3 separate regions of the Homo sapiens genome follow, and all the other regions are linked to region 1. Evidence: chromatin loops called from intact Hi-C (ENCODE). Cell type or tissue: dorsolateral prefrontal cortex. All regions are shown on one strand. Links, peaks and the distances in the headings refer to the core of each region. The heading gives the core; the rest is flanking DNA. Region 1 overlaps AKAP6 (A-kinase anchoring protein 6). Region 2 holds the start of AKAP6 (A-kinase anchoring protein 6). Region 3 overlaps AKAP6 (A-kinase anchoring protein 6).

Region 1 (8,435 bases), core at 374-8,373:
TGTTAGTCTGATGGGCTTCCCTTTGTGGGTAACCCGACCTTTCTCTCTGGCTGCCCTTAACATGTTTTTCTTCATTTCAACTTTGGTGAATCTGACAATTATGTGTCTTGGAGTTTCTCTTCTCAAGGAGTATCTTTGTGGCATTCTCTGTATTTCCTGAATTTGAATGTTGGTCTGCCTTTCTAGGTTGGTGAAGTTCTCCTGGATAATATCCTGAATAGTGTTTTCCAACTTGGTTCCATTCTCCCCGTCACTTTCAGGTACACCAATCAGACGTAGATTTGGTCTTTTCACATAGTCCCATATTTCTTGGAGGCTTTGTTCGTTTCTTTTTACTCTTTTTCTTCTAAACTTCTCTTCTCGCTTCATTTCATACATTTGATCTTCAATCACTGATACCCTTTCTTCCACTTGATCGAATTGGCTACTGAAGCTTGTGCATGTGTCACGTAGTTCTCGTGCCATGGTTTTCAGCTCCAACAGTTCATTTAAGGTCTTTTCTATGCTGTTTATTCTAGTTAGCCATTCGTCTAATCTTTTTTCAAGGTTTTTATCTTCTTTGCGATGGGTTCAAACATCCTCCTTTAGCTCAGAGAAGTCTGTTATTACCGATCCTCTGAAGCCTTCTTCTCTCATCAAAGTCATTCCCCATCCAGCTTTGTTCCATTGCTGGTGAGGAACTGCTTTCCTTTGGAGGAAAAGAGGTGCTCTGATTTTTAGAATTTTCAGCTTTTCTGCTCTGGTTTCTCCCTATCTTTGTGGTTTTGTCTACCTTTGGTCTTTGATGATGGTGATGGACAGATGGGGTTTTGGTGTAGATGTCCTTTCTGTTTGTTAGTTTTCCTTCTAACAGTCAGGACCCTCTGCAAGTCTTTTGGAGTTTGCTGGAGGTCCACTCCAGAACCTGTTTGCCTGGGTATCACCAGCACAGGCTGCAGAACAGCAAATGTTGCAGAACGGTAAATGTTGCTGCCTGATCCTTCCTCTGGAAGCTTCGTCTCAGAGGGGCACCCAGCTGTATGAGGTGTCAGTCGGCCCCTTCTGGGACGTGTCTCCCAGTTAGGCTACTCGGGCGTCAGGGACCCACTTGAGGAGGCGGTCTGTCCCTTCTCAGATCTCAAACTCCGTGCTAGGAGAACCACTGCTCTCTTCAAAACTGTCAGACAGGGAGGTTTAAGTGTGCAGAAGTTTCTGTTGCCTTTTGTTCAGCTATGCCCTGCCCACAGAGGTGGAGTCTACAGAGGTAGGCAGGCCTCCTTGAGCTGCAGTGGGCTCCACCCAGTTCGAGCTTCCAGGCTGCTTTGTTTACCTACTCAAGCCTCAGCAATGGTGGACGCCCCTCCCCCAGCCTTGCTGCTGCCTTGCAGTTCGCTCTCATACTGCTGTGCTAGCAGTGAGCGAGGCTCCGTGGGCATAGGACCCTCTGAGCCAGAAGCAGGATATAATCTCCTGGTGTGCCATTTGGTAAGACCACTGGAAAAGCACAGCTATTAGGGTGAGGTGATGCCCCGCCCTGCTTTGGCTCACACTCCATAGGCTGCACCCACTGTCCAACAATCCTCAGTGAGATGAACCCAGTACCTCAGTTGGAAACGCAGAAATCACCCGTCTTCTGCGTCACTTACACTGGGAGCTGTAGACTGCAGCTGTTCCTATTCTGCCATCTTTGAACAGCCTCCAGCATGATGATATTCTATCATTTTGTTTTCATTTATTAGCTAGAATAACTTCAATAGAAGATGCTTCCCTTTATCAACTATTTGCTCATACAGGTAAAATTCATAAAGGAAAGTTAAGATAAATATTTGATTCTTTAATTTTCTTTAGCTAGTTTTCGAGGAAATGAATTGATTCTGTCATATTCAGAAGGTAACCAACTGGTCGTCTTACTTGATATCATTGCATACTCATGGATTTAAACATATATGATCCACTTTTGATTCACTGCAGTTCTAACCTTATTGAGAGTTGCCCATCTTTGGCCAGTGGGATCTCCTTCAATCTAGCTTCAAGTTGACTATTCTGTAATAGTAATCTTTGATAGCTTCTTTGCTCATCTTGTATGTGATGTAAAATCAGATATTTTTCTAAGAAGGCTTGGTTTCCTTTAATGGGAAAAGATTTTTCAGACCACCATCAAGGCAATAGGGCTGTTCATTACTACTGAATTGGTCACTGTGTCTAGGCTTTTTTCATTAATAGAGCTAGGAAAAACATGTATTGAAAAATAAAACACCTATGAGTTCACAATTGATATATCCAATTCAAATTCAGGAATACAGGGTTTTTACCTAATATCTTCTATAGTATATCCGTATTTCCTTTCTTCCACCCCAAAAATTTGTGGTAATAGAATTAGAAGATCTCATACTTACTTTTCGTTTTATTTCACATTACATATACGATAGTTTCAGAATAGCAATACTATCTTAATACTACTACTAGTACTGGTACTGAAGCGAAAGACTAGGACAGGTATTTATAAGAAACCTGATCAAGGTGCCTTTTTTCAGCACAGAAGAGAGGAGTTTCACCTCTGATTTGTCTTTATCTGGTCTTTGAGAGCAAACAACTTATATCCTAGTCTCACTGTTCACCACAGTTCATATTATACAGTTTTAAAAATTGGGAATTTATAAGTTCCTTTACCATCTTCAAGGTCCATCCAGAAGGAAAAAAAGGCTCAATAAAAATATGACAAAAACACGTGATCATTAATTCTCCTCCAAAGAGGGAAAAGCCCTTTGGTTTTAGAAGGCATACCCTGAGAGGCTTTCTGCCTCAGCAAACCTTCTAGTCTTTGCAGATCATCACAGAATACGCAAAAAGGACAAAAATCACTGAAGATAGTCATCAATGATATACCAAAGAAACTCAACTCTAATGCTAGGTATGCCAGGTGAAGCACTCTTTTGTTTTTCTTTCCAATGTAACTACTGTAGGTCACAGGGTTATGAAGATGGGTCTTCTCTTCAAGCAACAGACTGTAAGCATCTCTTCATTCACCATCTCACATGGCAAAAATTATGCAATTTATATATTTGCTTTGTTTGTTCAGTGGTGTATAGGTCATTTCTGTCTATGTCTCTTTGCCTTAGGAAATTCTTGTAGGGCAAGCACTTTGTCTATTTTGCTTCACAGAGTTTAGTACCACATGTAAATGAAGTCTTAATACATACTGATGTTACCGATATTGAATTCACAAACCATGAAACGAAAGCTTCAAGATGATCATGAAAAGAATATATGAAGCAAAAAATGTATCTAGATCACTTTGCATCACGCTAGGCATCAGAGAGTCTGAATTCTTGGCCCCTGTGTGTATTGGTTATCTGTATCCCCATAGATTGCTGAGCCTCAGTTTCCTCATCTATAAAGACAGTGCTAGATGGGTGACCTGTACTCTCAAGCCCAAAGATTTTCTTTTGTTTTCTTTCTCTTTTATTTTGTGTACTCCACCCATAAGACAGCCCAAGCTTTAGTTACCCAGAAGTTTTTACATATCTCTGAAAAACCTTGTAAAATTACTGTTATTTCTTCCAAGTAGTAGAACGAGTACTAAGTGAGAATCAGAAGACTTGAGTTCCAGTCCTAGGTACATTGAAAGGTATCTCTCTGATATAGTTTTGCTGTGTCCCCAACCAAAATTCACCTTGAATTGTAATAATCCCCATGTGTCAAAGGTGGGGCCGGGTGGAGATCATTGAATCATGGGGGCAGTTTCCCCCACACCGTTCTCTTGGTAGTGAATAAGTCTTATGAGATCTGATGGTTTTATAAATGGAAGTTCCCCTGCACAAGCTCTCTTGCCTGCCGCCATGCAAGACTTGCCTTTGTTTCTCCTTTGCCTTCTGCCATGATTGTGAGGCCTCCCAGCCATGTGGAACTGAGCCCATTAAACCTCTTTCCTTTATAAATTACCCAGTCTCAGGTATGTCTTTTTTTAGTAGCATGAGAACAGACTAATACATTCTAGGACTCCTGCAGGTCACCCTGCCACAGGCCCTGAAATAACAGTGCAGATCCATACCACCAAGCTGAGGAGGAAAGGTCTATGGTTCATTCAGAATGAAAGTTAAGACCCCCACCTTCACTCCAGGATTAATGTCCTGAGAGGCCCTTTTTGTTGTGTTTTCCTTAGTTGCTATGCTGGGTTCAGGCCATTACTCCTCCACCCTCCTACTTATCCTTTCCCAGGCAAGAGGTATACACAGATTCCTTTGAGTCTCATTTTCAACTCCCTATACCACCTGTTGCTTTTTCTTCATTACAGTCATTTAAGATTTTATCTTGTAAAGAATCTATCAATATCCATTAGCAGTTTAGATTTGTTTTATCTGATGTAAATTTCTAGTAACTCCATTGAAATTCTGGAGCGTTTCAAGGTATAAAGGATCTTACAGGTTAATTTACAAATGCTTTCTCCTGACCTATTCATTAGTACTTTTTCTACTGGGAGAAAGAAGTTAAGGAAATCAAAGTTCTATTTGGGATTTCATTGCTGACTCATTGTATGACCTTTGGCAGCTCTTTCTTAGATGTACTTTTTATCTATTTAGATCAGTAAGACCATGGCACAGCTTCTAAGGATGTGTTTCTATGCCTTCCTCCCCCACATAAATAAATATCCACAGCAACTGGCTTGACTGTTGATTTGTATTTAAACAACTACAGTATGTCTGTTGAGAGCTAATATTATAGACACAAGTTTTTAGGTCTCACATCTGAGAGTCCAGAACAGGAAATGAAGCCTCATAGGATCAAAGTCCTTTGGTTAAGGTTCTGAAAATTAGATAACAACAAATCCAGATTCTGAAGCCAGTATCATTCTTTCATATCGGGTAGATGGGAAGGCAAGCTGTCGATTAACCTTTGGAAAGCTCCATTACCTCCCATTGACCCAACAATTTTATTCACAGGATTCTTTTCTAAGGCAATAATGAATTTACCTACTGAAATGCTGTCAAATACTTGTTTATAATGGTGAAAAATTATAAAAAGAGAGATGAGTTTAACATGATGTGGTATTCCACATAATGAAAAAAAATGCACAGATGCTAAAAACATTGTAAAATATATTTAATCGCATCAGAAGATGTTCAAGGCATATTGTTACCAGAAAAGAAGTAAGTTATAAAAGAGTTCTATATAGAAAAAAAGTATAGCTATGTATACTAAAGTAAAAAATATGTCAAAGCTATTCATAGTATTTTCTCTAGGTGGCAGCATTACAAATGATTTTTATTGTACTGTTTATCTGTATGTTTAAAATTTTTCTCCACTAGAGATGTATTTCTTTTGTGAGAAATAAGAAAAAAAATAAAAAGTTAAACAACCAAGAGGTTAAGTCAGTTCCATGGCAAAACAACAGTCAGGGAATGCATGTCAAACTATGCACAAGAAGGATACAAAGTATAATATCAAAGCAGGCAACTGAATTATACCAAAGCAGCAGGATCCTCAGATTCCCAGCATTCTTTTTGTGTAAGCAGGGATCTCTCACTCCACAGTCACCCTCATTCTTTTAGGGCTCTATGTCAGGTGGCCAGGTAACATTAGCCAGGTATACAGATAAATAACATATCATTAATTCTGGTTACTAGGATTATTAACTGTGTTTGCTCTGATTGTTTTTTCCTTAAGTTTAGCAGAATTGAAATAAAGACATAGGTAAGGAAAATACACTTATTAATCTGAAATAAGAGTGGGAATGTGAACCTTACTCACTCCATCTCCTTTTTAATTTGATTGATTGCTTTGCCCTGGAGTATAGCTGAATAGATTACCAATCCTCTTCTACATTTTCATATAAACCCACAAGGGAGGAGATAGTTCTATGGACAGTTTCCATCACTTGACAAAGCAAGATCTTGTTTACCTCCTGGAGTGACCCCAACACCCTAAGATACAGAATCTTCCACTTTCAAGCCTTTGAGTAATTACTGGGGGAGTAAAGACATCTGAGAACTTAGTCCTCCCTTGGGGATAAACTTTGCATGACTAAAATTTCAGTCCTTCAAAATTCCTTAGGGTTTATTGCAACATATAATTTTTGCTAATTAGTTTATATAAACTTATGTTTACTTTCACTAACCCAAATAATTTGTACTGATAGATTTTCAATCTAGAACATTTTCTGGAAAATTTATTGCTGAGCATTAGAGCCTAAATTAAAACACAGAATCCAGCTTATGTCTGAGTTATGAAAATCTATTTTGGTATTTTGCCTGCTCCTTGCTTGACTGACTGTCCGTATTATAACTACTCTTCAGCAAGCCCTAGACATACAAAGCAAGACTAAAGTTATCGAATTCCAATACTGTGGTTTTAAATCCACCCTCATTGCCCTTTTCCAGAGGCCCCTCTGGGAAATAAACATGGATCAGAATAGCATATCTGACCACCAAGTACAGTAATCATTCATTATTAATGTCCCAATGTCACACCAAAATGGAGGATGAAGGGTTCATTCAAATAATCCTATAACATTGGCTAACATCCCTCAAAGCACTCAAAAGTGCTTCAGTTTTGAAATCAGTTGCCAGCTAAGAAACAAATTCAATTTCAATGCACTTTCTAAACCTCCAGATTAATTTCGTCTATAAAGTAATTTTTAAACTCATTGCTTACTTAGATTGACCATAAACTTAGTGAGAAAGAACTTTCTTCTCTCTGATTATACACACAGAATTCTACTCATATCAAACAACGAGTGGAGTTTCAGAAGGCAAACAAAAGGAAAAACAGAATCAAAAAATTAGCTCTGAGTAAATATAAATATCAACCAAACCTCAAGTCATTTCTTTCAACATTAATCAACATGATTAAAAAGCACCCCTCCACAGTACCCTAAATCTTATGCCCATCCCACCACTATTTAACTACAGACAGAAACCATCTTGTGAATGTCTAGTGAAAATCCAAATGTCTACAAGTAAATTAACAAGTAAAGTAAGTAATAAAATTAAAGAAACAAAATGAGGGACAACTGAGCTGGAGATACAGAAAATATGCATAAGACTATGTGAGAGATTTACAAGGATGGGACAACTTATATGATCTCTCTATGATTTATACTTTACCTGCTTCCAAAACAGAGGGGAGAAGGCAGGTGACTTACAAATAGTAAGGTACACTATTAAAGATAAAATTTTAAAACACAGGAAAGAGAAAGATGAACGAGACATTTAAAATGAGATTATTACTGCAATTCAGCACTCAGTTTAGCTCAGTGAAAAGAGGAAAAAATGTGTGGCCAAAAGTAGACGGCCGAACAAAAAGAACTGGTATGGGGAACTAAATATATAAAGGGGTTATCAATAGTTAATACAACCTGTAATCCTAGCACTTTGGGAGGCCGAGGTGGGTGGGTCACCTGAGGTCAGGAGTTCTAGACGAGCCTGGCCAACATGGTGAAACCCCATCTCTATTAAAAAATACAAAAATTAGCCAGGCGTGGTGGCACATACCTGTAGTCCCAGCTACTTTGGAGGCTGAGGCAGGAGAATTGCTTGAACCCAGGAGGTGGAGGTTGCAGTGAGCTGAGATCCACCACTGCACTCCAGCCAGCCTGGACCACAGAGTGAGACTCCGTCTCAAAAAAAAAAAAAAAAAACCAAGAAGGTAGCAGTAGATGATTTCTGTAAACAGAATGAATTAAAGAAAGACCTGAAACACTGAAACAAGAAAGATCTTGCCTCTTTGGAATTGCATGGCATCTTTGTGACACTAATCAGACTCTGGAAGACAGAGAAAGCTAGATGTACAGAGGTCTGGCCTGAAAAGAGCTGAACTCAATAATCAGAGAGAAAACACTGACAACAAGGAAATTCCTAAGGAAAATTTATTTCTGAAACTAGCAAAAAAATGGACCCTGCAATTAAACTTTGTCCGTGTTGCTTGTCCATTCACTTACACTGTATCAAGGATTTGTGCTCCAGGACTGCTCACACAAATGTCAACAATGTTCTAACACTCTAAACAGATGATAGAGGGTAAGTGTGGGATGATTTTGGTCAGAGGAACGTCTTCTCCTCCTTCTTCCTTCAGGTTGGTGCAAAGCTCAAGATCATCAGTGACCCCAAGGAGCCCTCGGTGTTATCACAGAATCCAAACAGTAAGGATTAGATTGGCCAGCATGACTCCAGAGATTTCACATAACTAGAGCTAACACGAAAAACTAAATGAATGCTTCCTTGAAATGAACAAATATTCTGTGATCATATGATGAGGGCCAAGAGGCCATCTTGAAGTTAGAAAAAGTAGTTAAGTACCAAATTATAATAGCATTTGTTCTCTATAGAAAGAATAGGTCTATCTTAGGTGGAAAACATTGGTACAGACACAGCTTAAGGTCTATAAGTAGGCTATATAAGTGGTAGAACAAAAGCTTAGAAAAACCATGTGAGCACAAAGTAAAAACAAGTATACAGAGA
Region 2 (8,435 bases), core at 143-8,142, 190 kb after region 1:
TATTTCTAAGTATTCACCATACAGGAATCAATATCAACATGCTGTCAGTGTGTGCATTAGCCCCACACTCAAACAAAGAACAGCCCTTAGAGCCCAATAATGACGCTGGGCGTGGATAGCTGGGGATGAGCAAGATGATACAGAAATGACTATATCAGCTCTCCTCAAACACAAGGCTTCCAGGTTATTACACAAGACTGTCATTCTTGTACTTTGTCAGAGATAGACAGAGTTTGGTTTCAGCCACTGATACATTCAGCAAAATAAATCCTCTATCTTCTTAACCTAAGAGATAGATTCAGATTACACTTTCCAGACTGTGAGAGAAGTTTCTGCTTCTGTTCTCAACACCAGGTTGAGAACAGAACCTGGTGCAACAGCAGGGAATACAAACATCTTAAAGTTAACAAAGCACCACAAATATAGCTGATAAGACAGGTTTATAACAAAGCTGAATCATTACTGACTCAGGTAAGACCTGCTTTGAGTGCAACTCCATCATGCCCACAATTATTGATGTAACATTTTCCATACAGAGATCCTGCTAGAAAGTTATATCAAGCAAGGGCAGTGGCAAAAGTCTAAGCATCAACTCTTCATTACTTAAATCTCTGGGTACAAAGTAAATATTCACATCTGATCAAGATTCATGCTCATCCTTACAGTGAAATCAACCTTAGTGTTGCAAATGACATTTCATTCTACATATGAAATCTGATTTTCCAATTAGAATGAGGAGGGGTGGGGTACGTGTGATAGAGTATAGATGACTGATCTGTATGGTATATACAGTAAAGATGTCATAAAACTGAGATGGCCGTGGGTAAGCATGTGTGCTGCATAGCCAGATCGCAATGGTTTGGAATCCTGGCCCAATCACTTATTAACTACATAACCTTAGCCAAGTTTATTCGCCTGGCTAAGGACTGGTTTTTGCAAAATGTGAATAATAACACCTAATCCTATAAAGTGAGATTATTACTCTCTACTTCATAATAATAATAAGGGCTAAATAAGATATACACAAAACTTAATTCAGTACTGATACACAGTAAGAACTGAATAAATGATAGCTATGATTGTTATTATGATTATTATTTTTATCATCCCTATGCGGCCTAGTTATCGGCAAAGAATTAACTTCTTTGTAACTTTGTAATGTATTTGTGAAAGCCATGACCAAAAGTATAGAGGACATTAACTTCTTGTGAGGCTTCCATGGCCTAAACTCTGTCCAATAAACATGGTCTTGATGATCTATCATTACTGTGAAACAAAATTCCTTAAACTGTAGAAAGTTTCAGTGAGGCACCAATAAATACAGCCATAGAGAAATCTCTCCCTTCCCCTATACACACACACACACCATCTACCCCTTGGGGATATATTAAAACTAAGACAACTGAAATAGCCTTAGCCAGTAATTAAGACATGCAGCTAATCAGAGAGCAGCGCAGGCTGTGGCCCTCTACAAAGAAACGAAGAAACAAAACATTAGGATGATAGCTCTCATTACCAGGGCTTTGTTCTCCTGGAGCAAAAAGAGCACAAAAGCATAAAGTTGGAGAACTGTAATTGCATTTTGAACATTTGCGGGGGGAAAAATTACAGGGTTGTCTGAACCGGGAGGATGTTCCACTAGATAACTGCGTCAGTCCACACCCACCAGCGCCCTTCCCCACCCTCAAAGCATGACTCCACTTTTTCTAACACTGCCCTTAAGGAATCTAGCTTTTGTGACTTCCAGTAATTGAACAAATCAACCATGATGAAGCAGCTGAAGAGCACTTTAAACAAAAGAGACAAGAATTAAGCAAACAGAAAACTCATTACAATGCTGCCTTTTGCTTTTTTTTACTCCTAGAAATTCATGTTACCAAACAAGTCTTTCTTCATTGCTCTTCTTCAGAAATAATACTTTAAGAAAATTCTAAAAGGCACTAAGTGATTTTATCCAGATTTATAATCTAGCTACAAGACATACTTTCCCTTCCCCCATCACCATCTAGCACTCTTCCCTGTCACCTTAGAGCTTTCGACTTAGATGTGTTCACACCCAGCAGTCCCAGCAGAGCTTTCTGCTCACATTATATGACATAAAAAAGCAGGCAATGAACAATTCATGCTTCTAAGTGCTTGCGATAAAGCCAGGCTGAGCTGACCTCTCCCATCCTATACAGCTGCATGTCAGAAACATAAGCTTAAAGGACTGAGAGTAGCAAGCATGTGCGTGATGTGGTATAAACAAACAAATTAAAACCTGAGGCCTTTCCTCTGGCTGGTGCCTAATGGGACTAGCATACTTAACTCTGTGCAAAAAAAAAAAAAAAAAAAAAAAAAAAAAATCACTCCAAGCTAGCTAAAGGTATTGCTTTTCCTGCTTTCCATGATATATCTCTTTAGCCCCAATAAACAGACTAAAAGAAGAGGAATTCAATGGTTGCCATTCTTTCGTGTAAGACTTTTTGAGTAAAAACTATCAATTTGGCAGCATTAAGCCACAAGACCACTCCCTGATTCTAAGTGGACATATTGATCAATTGAACTGACATGTGCCTCCTCCTTTCTCTCCCCTAGTAGCAATCAGCTGTACCAGGGAAATCCATTTCATTTCCCAAAACAAAAGGCAACATTCTGCTCCTTATCTGACACTGTCAGACTAATTTTTTAGAAAATAATAATAATAATAAAGATGCCTAAAAACAGAGCTAGGAGTTGAAATGAAAATGATACGTGTTTAGAGTTTTGGAATTGAGTTGAGGTTATGACTGAGTCCAGAGGTCTGTAATCCCTACAACCACTGAGGACCCTGATATTTATTCATCATACCCAGATTTTTGTTAAAGTTAAGCAAGGGATGGCAACACCACTGCCACTTCAGAGGCTCTCCCAGGGTTACCCTTCACTGCAACTGCCGCAGAGAGGAGACTTGTTCCTTTCTCAGTTACAAGTCAGCCTGCAAACAACTCCAGCTATTTCAGAGACTAGCTAGAGATGGAAAAATATGTGGCAGTCTTTCAACTAACTCTGAAGGACATGGGTTGAAGAACTACCATATAGATCAAAAGGCTCAAATAATTTCATTTGGTTTAGGTTTTTATGCTTTTAATAAATTCTGTCTTGAATATGCAAGAGATCCCCTTTCACATCAGGGTTATGTCAAATGCTTATTCAGCATTTGTTCCTTGCCATGAAGAAACTGAAACCCAACCGAGGTAAATAATGAATTTCATACTGCAAATCACTGAATATTTCATAATTCACAAGAGCAAAGAGGGGGCCAATTAGCTCTGCCTCCCAAAAAGAAATCTATATTTTTACAATGCTTAAATACTGTTAACTACTCATTTTAAAGCTTATCTGGGGTTTTGCAATTGAAAAATCATCTTATGTTTATGAAAAATTCTGTAAGAACACTTAAAAATAACAGACAGAGCTGGAGCAAGAATAATTCTACATATTTTAATTCCTATATGACTCTTACAGGCCTTTGTCTTAACCCGGCAGCCTGAAAAACGATTTAGGTAAAACAGCCCTTCTTTCCCCAGTCCATTTTAAGCAGAGACAACATCCCCCAATCTCCGCCTTAGCAGACACCGACTAACCAACAAAACAGCCGTGCAATTAAGGCCCAGACATTTAACACTCACCATCTCCTGATCCCACCGTCTTCTTTTGATGTTTACAGCACATCTGTAGGATGCAATACTAGGAGATGCCTTGTTTGACCTGCTGCATGATGCTGTGACATCAGTTCAGATGATGCAGCTCATTATGGGAAAGACTGCTGTTGCTATGGCAACTGGGATGTGCTAGGAATCCTTGCTGCATTTCCAGTGGAGCCTGAGACAATACGGAAGCCCTGTAAGAAACAGACGATATGCAAAATTTAGACCAAAGGAAGAGGATTCCTCATTGGACTAAAATCCATAGGTTTAAAAGGGATTTCCCTGAAAGCATTTTGGAAAAAACAAAAATTATCTCCCCCTTTGTTGTTATACATTTAGAAAAAAAAGGTGGGAGGAGAAAATAGAATTAGTACTAAGCAAATAAAAACTGAAATGTACAATGTTTCCTTATTAGACAATTTGATCACTTTTTCCTCCCTGGTCAGCACTGGGATAGCTTTTTAAAAGTTATTAAAAAGAATTTTTGCTCATCTGTCAAAGACCAAAAGAACAAAACAGCGAGCACAAAAATAATTAAAAATGGAATATAAACAGCTGACCAAATGACTCTAACTCTCAAGTAAACAAGTTTTAATTCTCAAAACATGGGCAAACCCTTGGCCAATGAAGTCTGTCCTGGTTATTTTCCCTGATGAACACCAACCCACAGAACCTTCCCATGCAGAATAAACCCAGCTTTCACCTGGTCATCAGATAGGCAGCAAAGGGAAGTTTGGAATCTAGAGGGGCACAACACACCACCCTCAACTTCTACTGACCCTTCCTTTGGCCTGCAGGGAACCCCTCCTTCTCATGGCCAAAACGCATGTGAGTCTTTTCTGGGATCAAACCTAGTGGTTGGAACAAGTAGCAGACCTGCTAGAAACTTCCTAAATCGTTGGCATTCCAAACATTGGGGTCTGTTTTCTTCTTTTCTGAACAATAAAACTGCCTACCACACAGATTATTTGTGCCCCTCCCCAACCCCAAAAGCTGGAACTGTGTGAAAAGCCACATTTAAACAAGACACGGTAAGGCATTTCTCCAGTTGGTAAAAGAAAAGCAAATCTAAAGCAATCACTTCTTTCCAGTCCTGAGCAGAAATCAACGTCATGTGGTGAGAACTGGGGAGAAGGAGATATGGACAGAGCAGCCTATGTTTTGCATATTTAATATTTGCAGGCCATTGATAGAGAAAAGCAGAATCAAGTTGACCTGTATCCACTCCGTCTTCACAACTCTGAAAAAGAACAACATTCCAAAAGCTTAAAACATGAGACAATTATGTTGTCTCCTCCTGCTTGAGATTTTAAAATGGCACTGTTAACCACCAGCATAGGCGGTGTGGGATGAGTGGCAGAAGGAATTCAGGCAGTGTCTCTGTAAACAGGAGCTAATAAAATGCCTGAGAAGTGCCAATATCCCAGCAGCGTGCACCATCAGCCTCGCACAGAGCAACCCTGCCCTAGATGGGAAGACAGACTTGTTCTTGCTTCATCTAGAGAGGAATTAAGAGACCAAAAGCAGGAGGTGAATCTGCCTGCTTAGGTCCTTTGTGGCATCAGCAGAGCCTGACTCCCTCCCTTTATCTTAGACCTCAGACCACATGCCACACACAAGGGGAGAAGTAGCAGGCAGCTACCCCAGTACAAAGAGTACAGATCTGAGAGTCAGGAAACCCAACTGTAAATGTCAGGTCCTCCTAGAGCATCTGTGTGATATCAGGCCAATTGATTAACTTCTTGGGGCCTCAAGTTTTTCATCTGCAGAGATGATTGATTTAGCTAATAACCATAGTTTTCAGGTTTTTCATTAGTAATATAACCTTTCTTTTAATGATACAGATCAAAGCTGGACTGCCTTGGTTGAGGCAAGATAAGAAGCCCAGAGCCCAGACTGATGAGCCATTCTCAACCACTGCCTCCAACCTCATTTGCTGTAAGCTGACTCTTTAAGATACCTCTGAAGAACCCTTCAGTCTCTGGAGAAGATAAAGAGACATGGACCTATTACAGAACAAGATTAGTCTTTCCAGAGCTGAAATCCACATGCTATAAAGAGGAGAGGACAGGGTGGGAGCAGGTGTTCCAGATTTGAATATGGCTTCTCAAGATGGTAAGAATCTTGTTAATCTTTTTTGCCAGAAGCAAGTCAATCATTTGATGGGAAGAAATGGATGGCTCATCAAACCTGAGGCCAGGTCAAACTTTTAGCAACCTGGACTAGCTAAATTGCTTGCCCACAAAATGGCACTCACCAATGAAACGGAAGTAGAAGTGGAAACCATCAACTCCAAAGGTGGCTAAGACCAAGTGTCTCTTCTTCATGTTTTCCTGTCCTGCTAGCTGGATGCAAAGAATCCAGTGGAACTCTGAAGCCCAGAAAGATAATGGCCACACATTGTGGATGGAGCCTGGGTCCCTGAATGACTGCATGGAGCTCAACCATCCTCTCCCAACTACCTATTGACCTACACTGGGCTGCAATGAGTGAGAAACAAACACCACCAAGATTTTGGGGTAGTTTATTCTGAACAAATTATCCATTTATAGATAAAATTATAATTTAATAAAATATAAATTTTCTAACAAGATTATATTATATATCATTATTTATGATAAAGTGACAGTGTTAAAAACATGTTCCTTTATTGCAGACTTTCTTTTTTTATTTTATATTACTTTAAGTCCTGGGATACATGTGCAGAACATGCAGGTTTGTTACATAGGTATACATGTGCCATGGTGGTTTGCTGCACCTATCAACCCATCATCTAGGCTGTAAGCCCTGCATGAATTCGCTATTTGTCCTAATGCTCTCCCTCACCTTGCCCACAACCCCCCGAAGGGCCCTGGTGTATGGTGTTCCCCTCCCTGTGTCCATGTGGTCTCATTGTTCAAATCCCATTTATGAGTGATAACATGCAGTGTTTGATTTCCTGTTCCTGTGTTAGTCTGATGAGAATGATGGCTTCCAGCTTCATTCTTTTTTATGGCTGCATAGTATTCCATGGTGTACATGTGCAACATTTTCTTTATCCAGACTATCATCGATGGGCATTTGGGTTGGTTCCAAGTCTTTGCTATTGTAAATAGTGCTGCAATAAACATACATGTGCATGTGTCTTTATAGTAGAATGATTTATAATCCTTTGGGTATATACCCAGTAATGGGATTGCTAGGTCAAATACTATTTCTGGTTCTAGATCCTTGAGGAATCGCCACACTGTCTTCCACAATGGTTGAACTAATCTACACTCCCCAAAACAATGTAAAAGCGTTCCTATTTCTCCACAGGCTCTCCAGCATGTGTTGTTTCCTGACTTTTTAATAATTGCCATTCTAACTGGCGTGAGGTGGTATCTCATTGTGGTTTTGATTTGCACTTCTCTAATGACCAGTGATGATGAGCTTTTCTTTCATATGTTTTTTGGCCACATAAATGTCTTCTTTTGAGAAGTGTCTGTTCATATCCTTTGCCCACTTTTTGATGAGGTTGTTTTATTCTTGTAAATTTGTTTAAGTCCCTTATAGATTCTGGATATTAGACCTTTGTCAGATGGGTAGACTGCAAACATTTTCTCCCATTCTGTAGGTTGCCTGTTCACTCTGATGATAGTTTCTTTTGCTGTGCAGAAGCTCTTTAGTTTGATTAGATCCCATTTATCAATTTTGGCTTTCGTTGCAATTGCTTTTGGTGCTTTAATCAGTAAGTCTTTGCCCATGCCTGTGTCCTGAATGGTATTGCCTAGGTTTTCTTCTAGGGTTTTCATGGTTTTAAGTCTTTAATTCATCTTGAATTCATTTTTGTATAAGGTATAAGAAAGGGGTCCGGTTTCTGTTTTCTGCATGTAGCTAGCCAGTTTTCCCATCAGCATTTATTAAATAGGTTGCAGATTTTCTAAGAGTTTTCAATCTGCTAATATGCATTGAGACTCTCCTGTAGAAATATAGTATGCAGTATTTTCCTAATTTATATTTAATCACAGAATCCTTTTTTCATAGACTAATGTTCCATTGGGTGTCCATCTGCAACATAGTAAATATGACTGTAAACAGCAATGAGCTAGAACACCACTAAACCTCCAATTCAGCCTGCGGCTGCAGAAGAAGGAAAAAATAAAACTTCTCTCACCTTCAGCACAACTCAGTCTGCCTCCAATCTTTCTCTGCCATCCTGAACTGACAAGACAGAAATCTGGTAGTATCATTTGCAGACAGCAACATTTATAGAAATGTTTCCTCCTGGTCATTTTTTTCCTATTTGTAAGTAGGCATTGGCTATAGTTTGAGTGTTCCCTCCAAAATTCATGGGTTTGGTTTTCTGGGTTTGGTTTTGTTTGTTTGTTTGTTTATTTGTTTGTTTAAGAGGAGGCATCTCAATATGCTGCCCAGACTGGATTCAAACTCCTGAGCTCAATGAATCCTCCTGCCTCAGCTTCCCAAGTAGCTGGAACTATAGGCTCATGTTGAAACTTAATTGCCCTTGTGATGATACTTAAGAGGTGGAGCCATCGTGAATAGACTAATACCACTATCATAGGAGTAATTTAGTGACTGCAGGAGTTCAGCCCCCTTTTTCCATCTCTGCATTCTCACCCTCTCACCATGTGATCTCTTCCACAATGTTATGATTCAGCAAGAAGGTCATCACCAGATGCAACCCCTTGATCTTGGACTTCCAGCCTCCAGAACAAATAAACTTCTTTGTATATAGATTACTCAGTGTTAGATATTGTTATAGCAGCAAAATATGAACAAAGACAA
Region 3 (8,435 bases), core at 386-8,385, 150 kb after region 1:
CCCATGTTAAGCTGCTCTAGGAGGTTATAATTTTTTGTTTGTTTGTTTTTGAGATGGAGTTTCGCTCTTTTCGCCCAGGCTGGAGTGCAATGGCGCGGTCTCAGCTCACTGCAACCTCCACCTCCTGGGGTCAAGCAATTTTCCTGCCTCAACCTCCTGAGTAGCTGGGATTACAGGCTTCCACCAACATGCCCGGCTAATTTTTGTATTTTTAGTAGAGATGTGGTTTCACCATGCTGGCCAGGCTGGTCTCAAACTCCTGACCTCAGGTGATCCACCCACCTCGGCCTCCCAAGGAGGTTATGATTTAAAGGGAACTTACACATTTTGTTTTGTTTAAATCATGGAGAACAATGAAAAGAACTATTATTTATATTTGGAGCAAGCCAACCACTAAAGGAATAAACTCAGTGCTTAAAATGGATTGTTTTCTCCCTCACCTGTTGAGGAAAAGATTCTTTAAATGAATTTAATAAATGTACTGTGCACTAACCACAAGCCAGCACTTGGAAGAAAACAGTGACCCAGGATCAAAAGGATGATCACTGTGAATAAGTTGTGTCAGGCTAACTTCCTCCTACTTCTTTGTTTTTAACAAGTTTGCCAAATTAACGGTTTAGAAAATGTAATCCATATGTATACCTATCTAAATTTCATCAAATATTTTAACTATGTTGATTGAGATGTGGACAAGATAATGGACAACAGGAAATCTGTAACACATCTAATGACTTTGTCTAACAGTTACCGGTTTCTGGGTCTTTATCAGTCTGGAAGGAGGTTTTTTTGGTGCCACACTGTATTAATTGTCCCTTGCCTATTGTGAACAGATCTTTCCTTTAAGAGCTTCTCAGATCCATTCACTTCCTTCCACCTCACTGCATATCTTGGTAGCAGTCCTGGCTATCTTTCATCTGGGTCCCTGCAATGACCAATCTCTGCCTCCAGTCTTGCTTCCCTCTGGTTTTTAACCACATTTGAAGAGTGCCCATCTTTCCTGATTTGCCCAGTTTATGCCTGTTGTCCCAGAATAATTATTAATAAAGCCCGTTCATTCTCAAAAGTGCCTCCATTGGGTGAAATTATATGCCTAACTTTAAAGAGTATGATTCTAACCACATCACTCCCCCACTTAACACTTTCAGTGGCTTATCCCTGTCCTTAAAGTCCACATTTATTCAGCATGTTTTTGTTTTTTTTTTCTTCTTCTTAATATCCACTAAACTATAAGTTTCAAGAGGGCAGGGATTATTTAGTCTTATTTTGGTCTTATTTGATAACTAGCAAAACCCCAGGGCCCATAACAGCACCTAGTACATAGTAGGTGCTCAAACACATGTTTAATTATTAGCTTGTAAGGGGTCCACGGTTTGGGCACTGCCTACCTATCCAACTTCATCTCTGCCCTCTATTCACAGTCTAATCTTCAGTCAGATTGTACTGTATTCAGTTCCTTTCTCACCTCTAGACCTTTGCGTATGTTGGTACCTGTTCCTCCTTCCCCCACCTCTACCTCTAGTATCCCCCTAATCTCCTGCCTAATTCCTTTAAAGTCACTTCCTTTTGGAGGCCTTCCCCAACCCTCTAGTTAGGAAATGTCCTCGCACTGTGTATGCCCACATCACTCTGCACTTCTCCTAGACTAATACTCATCATACTTTACAGCTAACAATTATTGGTCTCTCACTCTGGTAGTCTGTTTGTTCTGTGATCACACTTATACATACTTCCAGCACCCAGTACAATGTCTACCACCTGAGATGCAATTAATAAATAACTGCTGAATTAACGAAATAGGCTGATACGATCTTAAAGGTGCCATATAAAGATGAAATGGGATGATATTCCTCCCTTATCTGCAATGGATTATGTTCAGTTCTAGGTACCATGTGTTAAGCTCCTGCCTCCTCAGAGAAAAGCAATCAGGAGGATTAATAGAGTGCTAACCAGAAATTGAGATGAGAGAGAGAGAGAGAGACAGAGGGAGGGAAGAAATGAAGGATGAAGGGCCTTCAAATTTCTAGAAAAAAGATTAAACATGTTTTGTATGACCCTGGCAGGACCAATAGAAGAAAATTAGAAAACAAGAAGTTTGGGCTTTTTAGCAGTCAAAACTACCTGAAGATAAATGTGTTGTCTGTGAGGCACTGAGTTTCCTGTCTCCAGAAGCATTCATAATAGGCCAAACTGTGAGTTGGTGGAGATGTAAAGCTGGACTATTTTTAGTAGTAAATAGCAGAGAAGAAAAGTAGTAATGAGTGAAGTAGCTAAGCAGCTTGGAAAGTCAGATTGGAAAGAAAATCCAAAAAAGGCCCCAGTGCATACCTCACTGAGCTGGCTGGGAATTCATCCCTGTCCCCATTCCACATGTCTATGAAGGAAAATAGGCTGGATTAAGTAGAACAAAAGGGAAGACTTAGTAAGCAGGATACTAATGGTGATGTAGTCACTGAAGAGAAAATATGAATCATAAAAATGCAGTTGATGGCCATCCATTCCTGTTTAAAATATAATAAAAATGTACAAATAGATATTGAAATCAGTAGTCAACTTTTGATAATAACAAAGAAAAAGAAAAATCTATTCACTTTAATTCTAGGTGAAAAGAAAGATCTGATCTTTTACAAAATAAATAATATTTGATAATGCTAATGTTCACAAACTTAGCTCCTGAACAATTAATAATTTTTAAAAAGCAAGGAGATGGAGTTGACATCCACTTAATTCTATGAGCACACACACTTCTAACCACTTCATATTCTTAAATCATGCTTTCAGTCACTGATGTAGAAGTGCGTGAATTATTGAGCCCTGCGTTAAGACTCCAGGAGGCAAACTGACGACACTGATCTATGTTTTGGAGGCTTTTTGTTGTTTTGTTGACTTAGTGGAGCAAGAAAGAAATTCCCAGCTGCCAAGTCTGAAGAAGTGGGTGGGACTCTTTCATTCATGGGAGCCAGTCCAGGGGAGTAGACCACTGTTCCCAGGAGGGCTTCCAAAACAACTTCTGAATAATTCATGCTCTGAATTGGAGCAGCCCGCAGCAAGGAGTTTTATAATGCCCTCATGTTTGACTACCATGCAGGCCCTTTTCAAGAACCTATTCCAGAGCTTCATGAAGAGGGATATCGGCTGATTTATAAAACATGCTGGAGTATGACCTGGAACTTATTTCCCCCCAGCCTCCTCTGAGCTGTGCTATAACCTTGCATAAGTCTGTCTTTCTCTGAGGGGGACAAGTCTGAGATTTGAACACCTCAATTTTCACAATTAATAGTTTGGGCTAAACATACTAAAAATAAATGAAAATGCTTTTTACAGCTTTGATGACCATACCACTTTCCACCACTACTCCCCAATACACACACACACACAGACACACACACACAGAGCATTTTCAAATCCAAATATAAAGAGAGAAAGATTTCACTCTCTAGTTAGAAAAGAAGCACAGCAAGAGATAAAATATGCAATGCCAGTTAAAGTCAACATTCTAAAACCTAGAGGGCTTGGTTCTCAGGACAGATTGTCTTACTCTCACAATAGTATTCTAAAGACCTTGGACTGAAGTCAGAGAGTATCTGCCAAGGATCACAGACTTCCCCCACAACTCATCCCACCCACAGTCACTACCAGCCACTGGGTGGTGTAGGAGACAGGCTATCAGCACACACTCTGGGAATCCATCTGGATGAGACTTTTAACCCATGAGGGACTGCCCCACAAAGAATTAACTCCCAGGAATCCTCAGCATGAAGCTCAGTTCAAATGTAGTGTTCTAAGTGAAGAAGGACTTGTTAGCTAATAAAATAATAGAGTCTGGCTATCAGGCATCAGGTCACTGCAAGTGGGCAGCGACAGGATGAACAGGGGAATTATGGCATGGTGCCTGAGCACAGGTGGCTCTCTTCATGGAGGGGGTGCAAACAAGGAAGGGTAGGAAAGAGAGGAAATGGTAGTGGGGGGAGGGTAGGGACAATGGATTGCTGTTTAATGTGTGTGGTTTTGCTTATATGTTTGTTTCTTTTAGTGGGAGAGACGATGAGAGGGTTTACCTCCTAAGGGGCAGGACTAATAAAGAGAAAGAGAGGTTTGAAGATACAGGGAAGAAGGGTTTGACCAGTGGGCAAGGAACCCAGGAAGCAGGAGAGAGGTGGACTAACTGCAAACAGGACAGGGACACCTGTCCCCTAAGGCAGAAGGAAATAGTAGGTAAAAATGGTGGTTAGCAAGTCTGGGCCAGCCAGGAAGCTGAGATGTTCTCACTCGATGATCAAAAGCTGCTCAGTGAAGTAGGGGGCATGGTCTTCCTCCAGGAGAAGTGGGGAGGTGAGATAATGGGGAGGGGTTTGAGGCAAAGTTTGGACTGGCTGCTGAGAGAACAGGAAAAAGATTGACCAGGAGGATGGCCTGGTGGCCCAGAGGCCCTTCTGACAGTCGACTTCGGTACAAGTGGCCCAGGAGTGGCACCCATGGGAGATTATGGTACAGGAGAGAATGGGGTCCCTGGGGGGCCAGGGCTGCAGGGAGAAGCTGTTCAGAGGAGGTTATACAGATAGGAAAGAATTGGGATCAGTAATCAAGAGGATTAAATGACCACCCAAAGCACACATTATATGGTCGGTTCCAAAGGAAAGCTTGACAGGTCCTGGGGGTGTCAATAAGTCCTGGTGAGACATCAGACACCTTGGATGGCAAGTTCCTGCCAATGCTGTACAAAAGGGAGAGACCCAGCATAAAGACACAGTGTGGAAATGCATTCTAGGCTACAGAAGACTCCTAATTGGAGAATCTCTCTCCCTTTTCTCCTGCGACTTAATCATTAAAGTAACTTTATTGTCCAGACATGACTCACTTGACACAGTTACTGCCATCCTGTAGCTCAGAAAATCACTGCAGAGATTAGAGAGATTCCAGAAAACCCTGGAAGCAATTAGAGAATATGGCACTGTGTCCTGTCATCTGTAGCATCTGTTGAACAGTGAGGGAGTCCAGGTGGGGACTCAGTGCAAGCCTACCTTGTTTCAATATGCTAACTTGGGCACACAGCTTAGACTCCTTGAGTGTCAGCTTCCTCTTATGTAAAGTAAGGGGGTTGGTCTAGGTTCTAGCTAATTTCTAAGCCATTCCCTGATTCTATTATTAACTATAATTTCGTCCTTAACTCTTTTCTTATAAATTACATGCCTGATTCCAGAATCAAAGCATCTCTGGCAACCTAAATCTACCATTTAGAAAAGGGACCCCACTGTGGCTGTCACGATTTGCTGTTCATGTTGTCAATTGTCATCTAAAAAAGTAGTCTTCCTAACTGGGACTTCTGGAATATAAATTGTGGGAAATGATTAAAAAATCCTTCTCAAGATTTTTCTTTGGAGTAAAAATCATATCTCCTTTCCTTGAAATATCTACACTTCAGTCGGGGCAGGGGACAGCGCCGAGATAGGAAATGGGTAGTATTGGAGTGGAGAGGGAGGATATGGTCTAAATAAATAAAAGGTTGAAAAATACCTCCAGTGTGAAAGATCAAAAAAATTATAATTTACCTTAGACAAAGGGATAAATTACTTAGATATTCACCAAAATAATCCCACTACCCCCCTTTCAACAAATTGGGTAGGGAACTGAGGGGGAGCACTGAGGTTACAGCTGCCAGTCTACAGTCAGATAGACTACTCTGCCCCTGCCCATCAGCAGCAACCACACTCTACAAGCCAGTCAAATTTTCCAAGGGTCCTGGTTGTGGTAAAATGTAATATGAGGTTACAATGGAAACTTCTCTGTATCAATAGCTAGAAAAATCCCAGAAAGTACTATAATGAACTGTTCCAAATCCATTTCATTTTTGACATCAATTTATTTTCCCCCAAAACCTGCCTTCTTTCTCCTTTCTTCCTTCGTTTTCCTGCTCAGCTTTTACAAAAAGCAATCCAGATTCATTGTCTCTACATCCTCTCCCCAGTGTAAAGCAGCTTACCACGCCACGCTTGCTTCTCCTGTTCTCTCTCCTACCACTCAGATGAGATATGATACTGAGTGAGACACACAGCCCCCTGACTTCATCCTTCTTACAGTCTACTGGGGGAAACCAGCTAATTCCTTTACAATGCATCTCCTTCCATTACTTTCTTGCCTAGGCAAATGTTACTCCCTCACCATGGAATGAACGCCCACTGCTCTCTTCTTTCCCTAGCAACCACCTATTCGCCTTTTTAGTTGAAGCTCAGATGGCACCTTGTGATGGTTAATATTGTCAACTTGATTAGATGGAAGGATGCAAAGTATTTTCCTTGGTGTGTCTGTGAGGGTGCTGCCAAAGGAGATTAACATTTGAGTCAGTGGACTAGGAGAGGCAGACCCACCCTCAGTTTGGGTGGGCACCATCTAATCAGCTGCCAGCATGGCTAGAATAAAGCAGGCAGAAAAAAAGTGGAAAGAGCAGACTTGCTGAGTCTTCTGGCCTTCATCTTTCTCCCATGCTGGATGCTTCCTGTCCTTGAACATAGGACTCCAAGTTCTTCAGCTTTTGGACTCTTGGACTTACACCAGTGATTTGCCAGTGGCTCTTGGGCCTTCAGCCACAGACTGAAGGCTGCACTATTGGCTTTCCAACCTTTGAGGTTTTGGGACTCAGACTGGCTTCCTTGCTCTCAGCTTGCAGACAGCCTATTGTGGGACTTCACCTTGTGATCATGTGAGTCAATACTCCTTAGTAAACTCCCTTTCATATATACATCTGTCCTATTTGAACTATCCCTCTAGAGAACCCTGACTAATACACATCTCCTCTGTGAAACCTTCCTCTACTCCCTCTGGTAGACTTAAATGCTTGTTTTCCCATGTTCCCACAGCACTTAGTACATAGTCAACATGGGATCAGTAGTCTAGAGGGTTAACTGACCACCCAAAGCACACATTATATGGTCAGTTATTGGTAGGGGTTTTATTTGTTAGTTTGTTTTTGTGCATCTGTTTAATCATTAGGGCAGTAAATTCTGTGAGGGGAACATGTGTTTTCTCTCTGTAGCTCCAGTGCCCAGAAGAGCAAAAGCTACAAACCCCAAAGTCATCTTTGGCTTATGCTTTTCTGTCTTTCATCAAAGTCCTACTTTGATCAAAGTCTTGACATATACCTCAGAAGTACTGGCTCTCTCTACTGCTCTCCAGCCCCAAAGTCACAACCTCATGCCAGCCCTTGTCTTGTCTCACCTGACCTATAACATTCCCCACTTCCAGCCCTCCCCACACTGACTGATCTTTCAAGTTGTCAAAAAAGTGATTTTCTAAAAATAGATCTGATTGTGCAACTTCCCTATTCAGTAGGATAAAGTCTTAACTCCTTAGGATGGCTCCAACTCACCTCTCCAGTCCCATGTCCTACCTCCCCTCTGTAACTTGCCTGTCCCTACCAGCTATTTATTTACTTAATACCTCAGTTACATCACCTGGTACAGGCCACGTTTGCTCATGCTTCCACACCTTTGCATGTGCTCTTCATCCTACCTGAAACCCCACTACCACTAGTCTATTCCCTCTCCTCCTCAAACATACATACAAGCATGCACACACACACCTTTTCCTGGAAAACTACTATTTGGGATAAGAGTCCAGCTCAAATGTTGCCTTCTCTCTGAAGCTTTTCCCGAGTCTGACAGAGTTCATTTGCCACATTTTACCCACATTACTTTGTATTAATGTGCTGCATTTTAATTCTGTCTATGCACCTGTGTCCCTTAACAGTACTGTAAACTTACTGGTACCCATGATATACTTTGTTTATCTTTGTAACGCACACAAGTCATGTAGTACTGACATATAGGAGGTTCTTAATAAATGTTTTTACCACTGCTGAAGATTGTTGTGGGGTCTTCATGCCTGGAACTATGCAAAAATTAAATATAAAACATTTAACCTGAAGGCTGGGGCCACTCACTGGTCTACAGGTAGAGGGAAAGACTAGACAATCCTTCAAGGACCCTCTCAGTTCTAGTCTGATTCTCACAGCATTTACTGAATACCTACAATAGGCCAAGCACTGTGCTAGCTAATTGTTTAAAATCAATCATTTTATTCATTTCTTACAACAAACCTGAGAGGTAGGCAAATTATTTCCATTTCAATGCTGAAAAAAAAAAACTCAGAAAAGACTTGCCCAAGTTCCTGCACTCACTCAGCAGAAGAGCCCCCGCAACCGGCATACAATTCAACAATAAGCCTGCACAACAGGAGGGGAGCCCTTTTTAAGCAGTGAAGGATAGCAACACCCCACTGATTCTCAATGAATGGGAAAGAGCAATCAACTGATAATAAATGAACAAACAGAAATCAAATTATTTTTCCTGTAGCCCAAGTGAGCTCTGGTCTCTGTTGGGATTGAGCCTTATAAAGTGCAAAGCAACTTTAATAAAAACCAATACAAATTCAATCCTAATCAT

Evidence for each region. Peaks named below come from ENCODE experiments on the same cell type or tissue, not always from the same donor. Only the 100,000 strongest peaks of a DNase experiment are listed, where the experiment ranks them.
Region 2: a loop joins it to region 1, with 4 times the contacts of the local background. A loop is called at or near these places in 2 of 110 quality-filtered maps.
Region 3: a loop joins it to region 1, with 4 times the contacts of the local background. A loop is called at or near these places in 3 of 110 quality-filtered maps.

Annotation. Positions count from the first base shown.
Region 1 is chr14:32,510,553-32,518,987 of GRCh38, reverse strand. The region is part of intron 2 of AKAP6 (A-kinase anchoring protein 6); the gene reads right to left. Among named protein-coding and RNA genes, the nearest start is that of AKAP6, 190 kb to the right of the region's middle. In dorsolateral prefrontal cortex, for the core only: CTCF peaks have their summits at 5,012 and 5,211 (motif pointing right); no DNase peak of the experiment used is centred there; H3K27ac peaks cover 6,741 bases.
Region 2 is chr14:32,324,624-32,333,058 of GRCh38, reverse strand. AKAP6 (A-kinase anchoring protein 6) reads right to left here and starts at 3,761. Exons shown (of 14, transcript NM_004274.5): 1 at 3,651-3,761. RefSeq lists an enhancer at 1,502-1,796. In dorsolateral prefrontal cortex, for the core only: no CTCF peak of the experiment used is centred there; a DNase peak (open chromatin) is centred at 3,788; H3K4me3 peaks cover 4,127 bases; H3K27ac peaks cover 5,403 bases.
Region 3 is chr14:32,361,647-32,370,081 of GRCh38, reverse strand. The region is part of intron 1 of AKAP6 (A-kinase anchoring protein 6); the gene reads right to left. Among named protein-coding and RNA genes, the nearest start is that of AKAP6, 37 kb to the right of the region's middle. In dorsolateral prefrontal cortex, for the core only: a CTCF peak has its summit at 3,631; a DNase peak (open chromatin) is centred at 3,641; H3K4me3 peaks cover 1,478 bases; H3K27ac peaks cover 7,691 bases.